2 separate regions of the Homo sapiens genome follow, and region 1 is linked to region 2. Evidence: chromatin contacts called from ENCODE Hi-C or POLR2A ChIA-PET data. All regions are on one chromosome and are shown on one strand. The core of a region is the stretch at or near the end of the contact, and the rest is flanking DNA. Distances in the headings are between cores, read along the strand shown.

The links. A loop is a pair of places that touch in the nucleus more often than their neighbours do. ChIA-PET counts read pairs that join two places held with the same protein, here RNA polymerase II (POLR2A). Pooled maps may share reads with other maps.
Region 1: a map of B cell shows a loop between it and region 2 (19-fold over the local background). The contact joins the promoter of PPIL2 here to the promoter of YPEL1 in region 2. A Hi-C loop is called at or near these places in 8 of 168 maps with a recorded cell type or tissue (B cell, CD4-positive, alpha-beta T cell, CD8-positive, alpha-beta T cell and 3 more), 12 of 37 single-sample maps with no recorded cell type and 22 of 50 pooled maps. POLR2A ChIA-PET finds 5 or more read pairs at or near these places in 12 of 52 experiments (CD4-positive, alpha-beta memory T cell, Caco-2, GM12878 and 7 more).

The regions. Positions count from the first base shown.
Region 1 is chr22:21,664,652-21,669,118 of GRCh38, reverse strand. PPIL2 (peptidylprolyl isomerase like 2) reads right to left here and starts at 3,107. Exons shown (of 20, transcript NM_014337.4): 1 at 2,988-3,107. The coding sequence starts at 3,019. RefSeq lists enhancers at 2,671-2,720, 2,791-3,030, 2,265-3,175.
Region 2 is chr22:21,733,020-21,737,222 of GRCh38, reverse strand. It overlaps YPEL1 (yippee like 1), which reads left to right and starts at 1,429. Exons shown (of 5, transcript NM_013313.5): 1 at 1,429-1,608. RefSeq lists silencers at 861-1,710, 1,731-1,780.

The DNA of each region.
Region 1 (4,467 bases), core at 1,858-4,357, 70 kb after region 2:
CCAGCACTTTGGGAGGCCAAGGCGGGCAGATCACGAGGTCAGGAGATGGAGACCATTCTGGCTAACACGGTGAAACCAGTCTCTACTAAAAAAAAAAAAAAAATAGAGGGCCAGGCACGGTGGCTCACACCTGTAATCCCAGCATTTTGGGAGGCCGAGGCGGGCGGATCACCAGGTCAGGAGATGGAGACCATCCTGGCTAACACAGTGAAACCCCGTCTCTACTGAAAATACAAAAAATTAGCCGGGCGTGGTGGCAGGCGCCTGTAGTCCCAGCTACTCGGGAGGCTGAGGCAGGAGAATGGCATGAACCCGGGAGGCGGAGCTTGCAGTGAGCGGAGACCATGCCACCGCACTCCAGCCTGGGCGACAGAGCGAGACTCCGTCTCAAAAAAAAAAAAAAATGGTATCTTATTGCCACAAAGAGTCTGTTTTGTCAATCTTATGATTTCTATTTCTTTATTTTTATTTATTTTATTTATTTTTTTTTTGAGACGGAGTCTTGCTCGCTGCCCAGGCTGGAGTGCAGTTGTGCAATGTCGGCTCACTGCAAGCTCCACCTCGTGAGTTCACGCCATTCTCCTGCCTCAGCCTCCCGAGTAGCTGGTACTACAGGCGCCTGCCACCACGCCCAGCTGATTTTTTTGTGTATTTTTAGTAGAGATGGGGTTTCACCGTGTTAGCCAGGATGGTCTCGATCTCCTGACCTGGTGATCCACCCGCCTCAGCCTCCCAAAGTGCTGGGATTACAGGTGTGAGCCACCGTGCCTGGCCCCTTATGATCTCTATTTCAACATTAATGCTGGTCAGTTGTTGTGTCTAAGCCACAAAAGGGAGGGGGATATAACAAGGCACAGCTGATCTCTATCCCATCATGGCCAGGAACTCAGTTTTAAGGTTTTCCTGGGGTTCTCTTGGCCACAAGGGTGTCTGCTTAGCCAGTGGGGGGACTTAGGGTTTTATTTTTAGTTTACAGGGAGGAGCAGGCTCAAGAGCTGAAAATCAAGAGTTCTGTTTAAGGCATATTAAATTCGAGATGTCTGGCCCGGCACGGTGGCTCACGCCTGTAATCCCAGCACTTTGGGAGGCAGAGGTAGGTCGATCACTCGACGTCAGGAGTTCGAGACCGGCCTGACCAACATAGTGAAAACCTGTCTCTACTAAAAATACAAAAATTAGCATGGGCATGGTGGCAGGCACCTATAATCCCAGCTACTGGGGAGGCTGAGGTGGGAGAATTGCTTGAATGTGGGAAGTAGAGGTTGCAGTGAGCCAAGACGGCACCATTGCACTCCAGCCTGGGCGACAGAGCAAGACTCCATCTCAAAAAAAAAAAAAAAAAAAAAAAAAAAATTTGAGATGTCTTTCAGTCCTCCAGTGGAGATATTAAGTAAGCCACTAACTACACAAGACTGGGGAAAGCAGCTTATAGATGACTGGGAAATTATATCACCCACAGAGAATGTTTATGGAAAAGAAACGTATGAGATCTGAGAGAAGGGAGGAGGGTCCAGAAAGGAGACTGGGAAAAGAAAGACCGCTGAAGTCGATGGAAAACAAAGAGCATGTGAAATCCCAGATACCAAAGAAGGGCTTCAGAAGGAGGGAGTGGTCAACAGTGGGACATACTGTTGAGAAGCCCAACAAAATGAGGACTGAGGCTGCCCAGACGCGGTGGCTCACGCCTGTAATCCCAGGACTTTGGGAGGCCGAGGCAGGTGGATCACCTGAGGTCAGGAGTTCGAGACCAGCCTGACCAACATGGAGAAACCCCTTCTCTACTAAAAATACAAAATTAGCTGGGCATGGTGGCGTATGCCTGTAATCCCAGCTACTCGGGAGGCTGAGGCAGGAAAATCTCTTGAAGCCGGGAAGCGGAGGTTGCGGTGAGCCAAGATCTCACCATTGCACTCTAGCTTGGGCAACAAGAGCGAAACTGCGTCTCAAAAAAAAAAAAAAAAAAAAATGAGGACTGAGGATTGAATACTATATTTAGCAACAAGAAGTCGCTGGGAACCTGAAAAGAGAGGCCGCTGAAGTCGAGAGAAAACAAAGAGCAGGTGAAATCCCAGATACCAAAGGAGGGCTTCAGAAAGAGGGAGTGGTCAACGGTGTGACATACTGTTGAGAAGCCCAACAGTTCTGGGGTCGAAATTCTGACTTGAGTGGTTTCAAGAGACTCAGAAAACAGCATGAAGCCACTAGTCTCTCACTTGTTCTTAAGAGAAACAACACGGCGGCAGCGGGAGGGGAACGTGGGACGTGGGGCACGGGGCACGGGTGGATTTTTAAATTTTATTTATTATTTTTGAGACAGCGTCTCGCTCTGTCGCCCAGGCTGGAGTGCAGTGACACGATCTCGGCTCACCGCAACCTCCGCCTCCCGGGTTCAAGCGATTCCCCTGCCTCAGCCTCCCAAATAGCTAGGATTACAGGCGCCCGTCACCACGCCCCGCTAATTTTTGTATTTTTAGTAGAGACGGGGTTTCACCGTATTAGCCAGGCTGGTCTTGAACTCCTGACCTCAGGTGATCCGCCCGCCTCGGCCTCCCAAAGTGCTGTGATTACAGGTGAGCCACTGCGCCCGACCTGGTTTGCTTTAAATTAGAAGGCTCTGCAGCACGTTTGCAGGCTGATAGGCATGAACCAGAACACAGCGAGACGTGAAGTACGGAAGAGGTAGAGACTACTCATTCAAGGGCGAAACTCGCGAACAGACGGGGGACGGTCCGGGCAGAACCAGAGTAAGGAAAACCGGGCTGCGCTCGAGCCCGCAGCTGACGTCATCGGAGCCGCGGCCCCGGGAGAGCGCGGCGGCCCGAGGGTCATTACCCTGACTGGAGACAGGGCGGCAGCTTCCGGGAGGAAGTGACCTTTGGGCTGTGCTCTGGGGAGTAGCTGAGAGGGAAGGCGAGCGGCGCGCAGTGCGGGACAGGCGGTTCACTGAGGCAGAGTGGAGCGCCGCTCCCGACTGCGGCTCAACTTACATTTTGTCCTTTTGGTGCTGTCGCTTCCCCATGGCGGAGCGGCGGCGGCGACTAGCGAGCACGAAAAAACAACGGCTGACAACTCAGACCATGGAGCCGCAGCCGAGTTCCGTGACCACTTCCGGGTTCCGCGGCGCGCCCCGGAAACGGGCGCCTGGCGTGCTGGGAATTGTGGTTCGCTAGCGCCAGGTGCTCATGCTCGGAAGGATCGCCTGCCCAGTATGGGGTCCTAGCTAGGTGTGCCATCTCCCGCAGGCGTCTTTTCGGGGCCGAGCTCCCTCAGCCTCGAAGCCCCATCTTCTTGAGGGGTCTGTCTGGACCGCCTTGTCTACCCCCCTAGCCACGGCTCAGGGCCATTCCCATACTGGGTTCTCAGGTCTTATTTATTTATTTTCGAGACAGGGTCTCGCTCTGTCGCCCAGGTTGGAGTGCAGTGGCACAATCACAGCTCACTACTGCCTCGACCTCCCAGGCTCAAGCGATTCTCCCACCTCAGCCTCCCGAGTAGCTACGGGCACGCACCACCACACCCGGCTAATTTGTTAATTTTTTGTAGAGACAGGCTCTTACAATGTTGCCCAGGCTGGTCTGGAGCTCTTGAGCTCAAGCAGTCCTCCCGCCTTGGCCTCCCAAAGTGCTGGGATTACAGGCCTGAGGCTTCGCGCCCGGCCAGCGCTCAGGTCTTTTTCAACGTCCTCCTAGAGCTTCAAGTCTCATGAGCCTCCACCCCATCCCTTCCCGCCTCCGTGGCAGATGCCTTCAAAGCCATGTACCACTCTCGTTCTACTCGCTCACTTCTCATTCTCTCTGCATATTCGGTCCCCACCGCCTCCAGGCCCCTCGGAGGCCCAGCAGCAGGTGGCCATCAAGCCTAGAGGTCCAAAGCCCTACCTGATCCCTTCCGTCTCTTCTGCCAGACCCTTCCCTTGGGTCAGATCAGTACCTTGGGCCCCTAGCTACACTCAGGCCCAGGGTAATCTTGCCTAGGCTCCTAATTTTAAATGCCATTTGTATCCCATGACTCCCAGTACTAAGTCACCAGCACTCCAGGTTCCTGATCTCCACTTGGGTAACCACTGATCTGAAATGTAACATGTCTGGATGGGCGTGGTGGCTCACGCCTGTAATCCCAGCACTTTGTGTGTGTGTGTGTGTGTGTGTGTGTGTGTGTGTTTAGTAGAGACGGGGTTTCACCATGTTAGCCAGGATGGTCTCGATCTCCTGACCTCCTGATTCGCCTGCCTTGGCCTTCCAAAGTTCCGGGATTACAGGCGTGAGCCACCACGCCCGGCCAATCCCAGCACTTTGAGAGGCTGAGGCAGGCGGATCACTTGAGGTCAGGAGTTCAAGACTAACCTGGCCAACATGGCAAAACCCCATCTCTACTAAAAATACAAAAAATTAGCCTGGTGTGGTGGCACACACCTGTAATTCCAGCTACTTGGGAGGCCGAGACAGTAGCTTGAACTGGGGAGGCAGA
Region 2 (4,203 bases), core at 180-2,679:
AAAAAAAAAAAAAAAAAAAAGGCAACATCCAGCCACAATCTAAGTTATGAGTCAGGTGTACATTTAGCGACTTGAAGAGATCTTTACATACACAGTGGGTTGCAGAAAACAAGAGAATACGTCCAGAGGACGCTGATAACAATGTTATATACATTGTGACCTCAATAGAGGTTTTGTTGTTTTCTTGGTTTTTTTCTTTTCTTTTTTTTTTTTTTTGTTCAAGAGGAAGGGTCTCGCTCTGTCACCCAGTCTGGAGTGCAGTAGCGCGATCATGGCTCACTGAGGCCTCGACCTCCTGGGCTCAAGTGATCCTCCCGCCTCAGCCTCACAGGTAGCTGGGACTACAGGTGTGCACCACCATGCCTAATTTCTTTCTTTTTTTTTTTTTGGTACAGTGTCTCACTATGTTGCCCAGGCTGCTCTTGAACTCCTGGGCTCAAATGATCCTCCTGCCTCGGCCTCCCAAAGTACTGGAATTACAGGCGTGAGCCACCACACCCAGCCTTCAAATATATATATTCAAATAATACATATCTATTTTCAAATAATATATATTTTTTTAAAGAAGGGATACGGAACCAAGAAAACAGTGACATTAGAGGCGTGGGGGTGGCGCAGGCTGCCGGGGCGTCGGGAGCACTACCCAGAGGAAGGGGCTTTCTGTAGGGTCTGACGCGGCAGTCCTGGAGCAGAGCGAGGGGCCAGACGCAGACCCGGGGGGTCCTCCGTGGCGAGGGGGTCCTAGGGGGTTAGGTCCTTGGGTTCAGAGAGGGTGGTGGGGACGGGACAGCACGGACGACCGCATTCTGGGGACCCGGCCGCGGAGGGGTCCGGCCAAGGCGGGCCCTGGTCAGGCGCACACAAGCTCGCCTCGGCCTCCACGTCCGTCCCCTACAACGCGGCCGACCGCGCGGACGGGCGGTACGTGCACGGCGCTGGACGAGGAGGCTGCGCGCAAGCTCGCCTCAGCCTCTGGAGCTGCGGGCCCTGCACGCCCTCGGCCCATCCCCGCGAGCCGGAGGAACGAGTGACCACCACCGCCAGCCCCGCCGGCCGAGTGTCCCTGCCCAGCCAGCCTGCGTCCGAGCGCGGCGCTCCTCGCGGAACCCGCCCCTGCTCTCGCCCCGCCCCGCGCGGCCCCGCCCCCGTGTCCCTCGGCCCTTACAGGCTGGCTCCGAGGCCGCGCCCGGCGGGTCAGCCAATGGGAGTGCGGCGCGCCCCGCGGCACGTGGGCTCCTGCCCGTCCCGGCCGGGTGCGAGCTGGCGGAGCTCCTTGGCCCGGAGCGCGCGGGGCGGGGGCGCGCGGGGCAGGCGGGACGCGGGGCGGAACGGAGGCAGGATGGGGGCGGGGCGCTGGCGACATGGCGCGCTGATTGGCCGGCGCCGCGCTCCAAGGCTGTTAACGGCGTCTGGGCCGGGCTACGGCTCCAAAACAAAGGGCAGGCGGCCCGCGGGGCGGCGGCGGGAGGATGCCTCGCGCCCTGCCTAGGCGTTAACGGCCTCAGCGCGTCCCGGGCCGCGCCGGGAACGCCTGAGAGCCGAGCCCGCGCTGACCGGGGCCCGGGCCGGATGGGCGCTGCGGGCCGGGGCGCGGACCGCGGAGCGGCCGTGAGTACGGGCGGGCCTGGCTGCAGCTGCGCGGGCGGTTACTTTGTGGCCACCCAAGGATACTGTGGCTGCGGGCGGGCCCGGGAAGCACCTGTTGGGCGTCCGGGCGGGCGGGGGCGCGAGCAGGGCGGGCCTGTGACTTTTTTGTTCCGTTTTGGATTTTGATTTGTTGATATTGGGCTCACTCCGTTTTGGCACAGACAACAACGCCTAATCTTTGATTCCCCCGCCGTTTCTTCTCTCCACCTCCCCCGCTGTCCCTCTTCTCCCGCCCCGCCGTGAAAAGATAGGGAAAATGGACAAGATCCCTGATTTTTGGATTTTCCTTCCTTAAAAAATACAGCCTCAACTGGGCAAGGAAATGAGGGCAAAAGAGGTCTCCTAGGAATGTTTATCAGAAAGGCGGAAAAGCTTTTCAAGTAGCCACATAAAGATCATGACTAAAATGGAGCGTCCTCGGTATTTACCACTTGTGGCATAGGTTTCGTTAACAGAGATTGCAAAAGCCTGAGCTTCAGAGATCTAAACAGGGTCCGCCTCCCCCATGCTTGGCTCTGATTGACATCTTTGATGTCCAAATTATGTGCTGAATTCTAAGGATGGAAAAAAGGCTGAGATTCTATTTTAGGCAGATAATGAACATGGAAGACATCAATTTCCCCGCCCCACGCTTTTTCTGTTCCGTTGCATTTCTTCTTCCTCTATCTAAAACATACCCACCTTAACCTGATGTTTCCTTTGCTAAGAATGTTATTCTTCCCACCCACCAGCCCCTGACACTCCTAATTCCCTACTCAGGTCCCAAGACTAGGTTTACCACCACTGGGGAGACTTTCCAGGCACCTCACCTGAGCAAGCTATAGATGTGACAAATGTTTGCTGAGCCCCTGCCAGGTGCCAGGAGCTGTGCTTAATCCTGATGTCATTTTGTCTTACAATCATGCACTGGTCCCCCTCAGGGCTCTTGCGAGGCAATGGTAGTGGCATGTTTGAGGAATAAGAGGATCTCCAGGACCTTCATGGTGTTTCCTCTTGGGCCCTACAGGGTAGAGTCTCATCTACTTGTGGGAACCCCTACGGGTTGGGCCCATATTGAGCATTTATATAATAACTGAGCGCTCTTAATTACCAATCTGAGCAATAGTCTTCTTTTAAAATAACTTCTTATTTTGGAAAAACTTTAAATTTACATAAAGGTTGCAAAGATAGTACAGACAATCCCAATATATCCTACACCCAGTGCTCCCTATCCTTACCCCATCCTACACTGCTGTGGTACACTTGCCAATATGAAAAACACCTGGGTGCATTCTTGTCACTAAACTGTGGGTATTAAGCCTTTTCACCTTTGAATCACTGTAATTTATAAAGCCATTTCTCTGTTTGTTTCTTTGTTTGAGACAGGGTCTCACTCTTGCTCAGGATGGAGTGCAGTGGCACAAACACGACTCACTGCAACCTCCACATCCTGAGCCCAAGTGATCCTCTTGCCTCAGCCTCCCATGTAGCTAGGACTACAGGTGCACACCACCATGACTGGTTAACTTTACATTTTTTTTTGTAGAGACTGGGGTCTCACTTAATGTTTCCCAGGCTGGTCTTGAACTCCTAGGCTCAAGTGATCCACCTGCCTCAGCCTCCTGAAGTGTTGGGATTACAGGCTTGAGCTGCTATACCTCACCATAAAGCTATTTTCTTTAGGTTGAGAGCAGTGTTCCTCTAACATCTGTTCTTGATTCTTGCCTGTCTTCACTAAGTTCCACCAGCACCTGTGTCAAGGGGCAGGGATGCAGGAAAAGGGAAAGAGGCTACCCTATAGGTTTTTTCCTTTTTTCTTTCTTTTTTTGTTGGTTTGTTTTGGTTTGTTTATTTCAACAAACAAATTGGTTTTTTGAGACAAGGTCTCATTCTGTCACCCAGGCTGGAGTATAATGGCACTGTCTCCACTCACTGCAGCCTCAACCTCCTAGGTTCAAGCCATCCACCTGCCTTCTGAGTAGCTGGAAACACAGGCACACACCACCATACCCAGCTAATTTTTTGATTTTTCTGTAGAGACAGGATCTCACTCTGTTGCTGGTCTCAAACTCCTGAGCTGAAGCGATCCTCCCCCCTTGCCTCCCAAAGTGCTGAGATTATAGGTGTGAGCCACCACCCCCAGTTAGTTTTGTTTTGTTACTTTATTTGTTTATTTTTTGAGACAGAGTCTCGCTCTGTCTCACCCAGGCTGGAGTGCAGTGGCATGATCTCGGCTCACTGCAGCCTCCACCTCCAGGGTTAAGCGATTCTCCTGTCTCAGCCTCCCGAGTAGCTGGGATTACAGGCATGTGCCACCACACCCAGCTAATTTTGTATTTTTAGTAGAGACAGGGTTTCACCATGTTGCCCAGGCTGGTCTCAAACTCTTGACCTCAGATGATCTGCCACCCCTCAGCCTCCCAAAGTGGTGGGATTACAGGTGTAAGCCACAGTGCCCAGCCTTGTTTTGTTATATTAGAGAGACAGAGTCTTGCTTTGTCACTCAAGCCTGGGGTACAGTGGCACAATCATAGCTCACTGCAGCCTCAACCTCTTGGGCTCAAGCAATCCTACAGC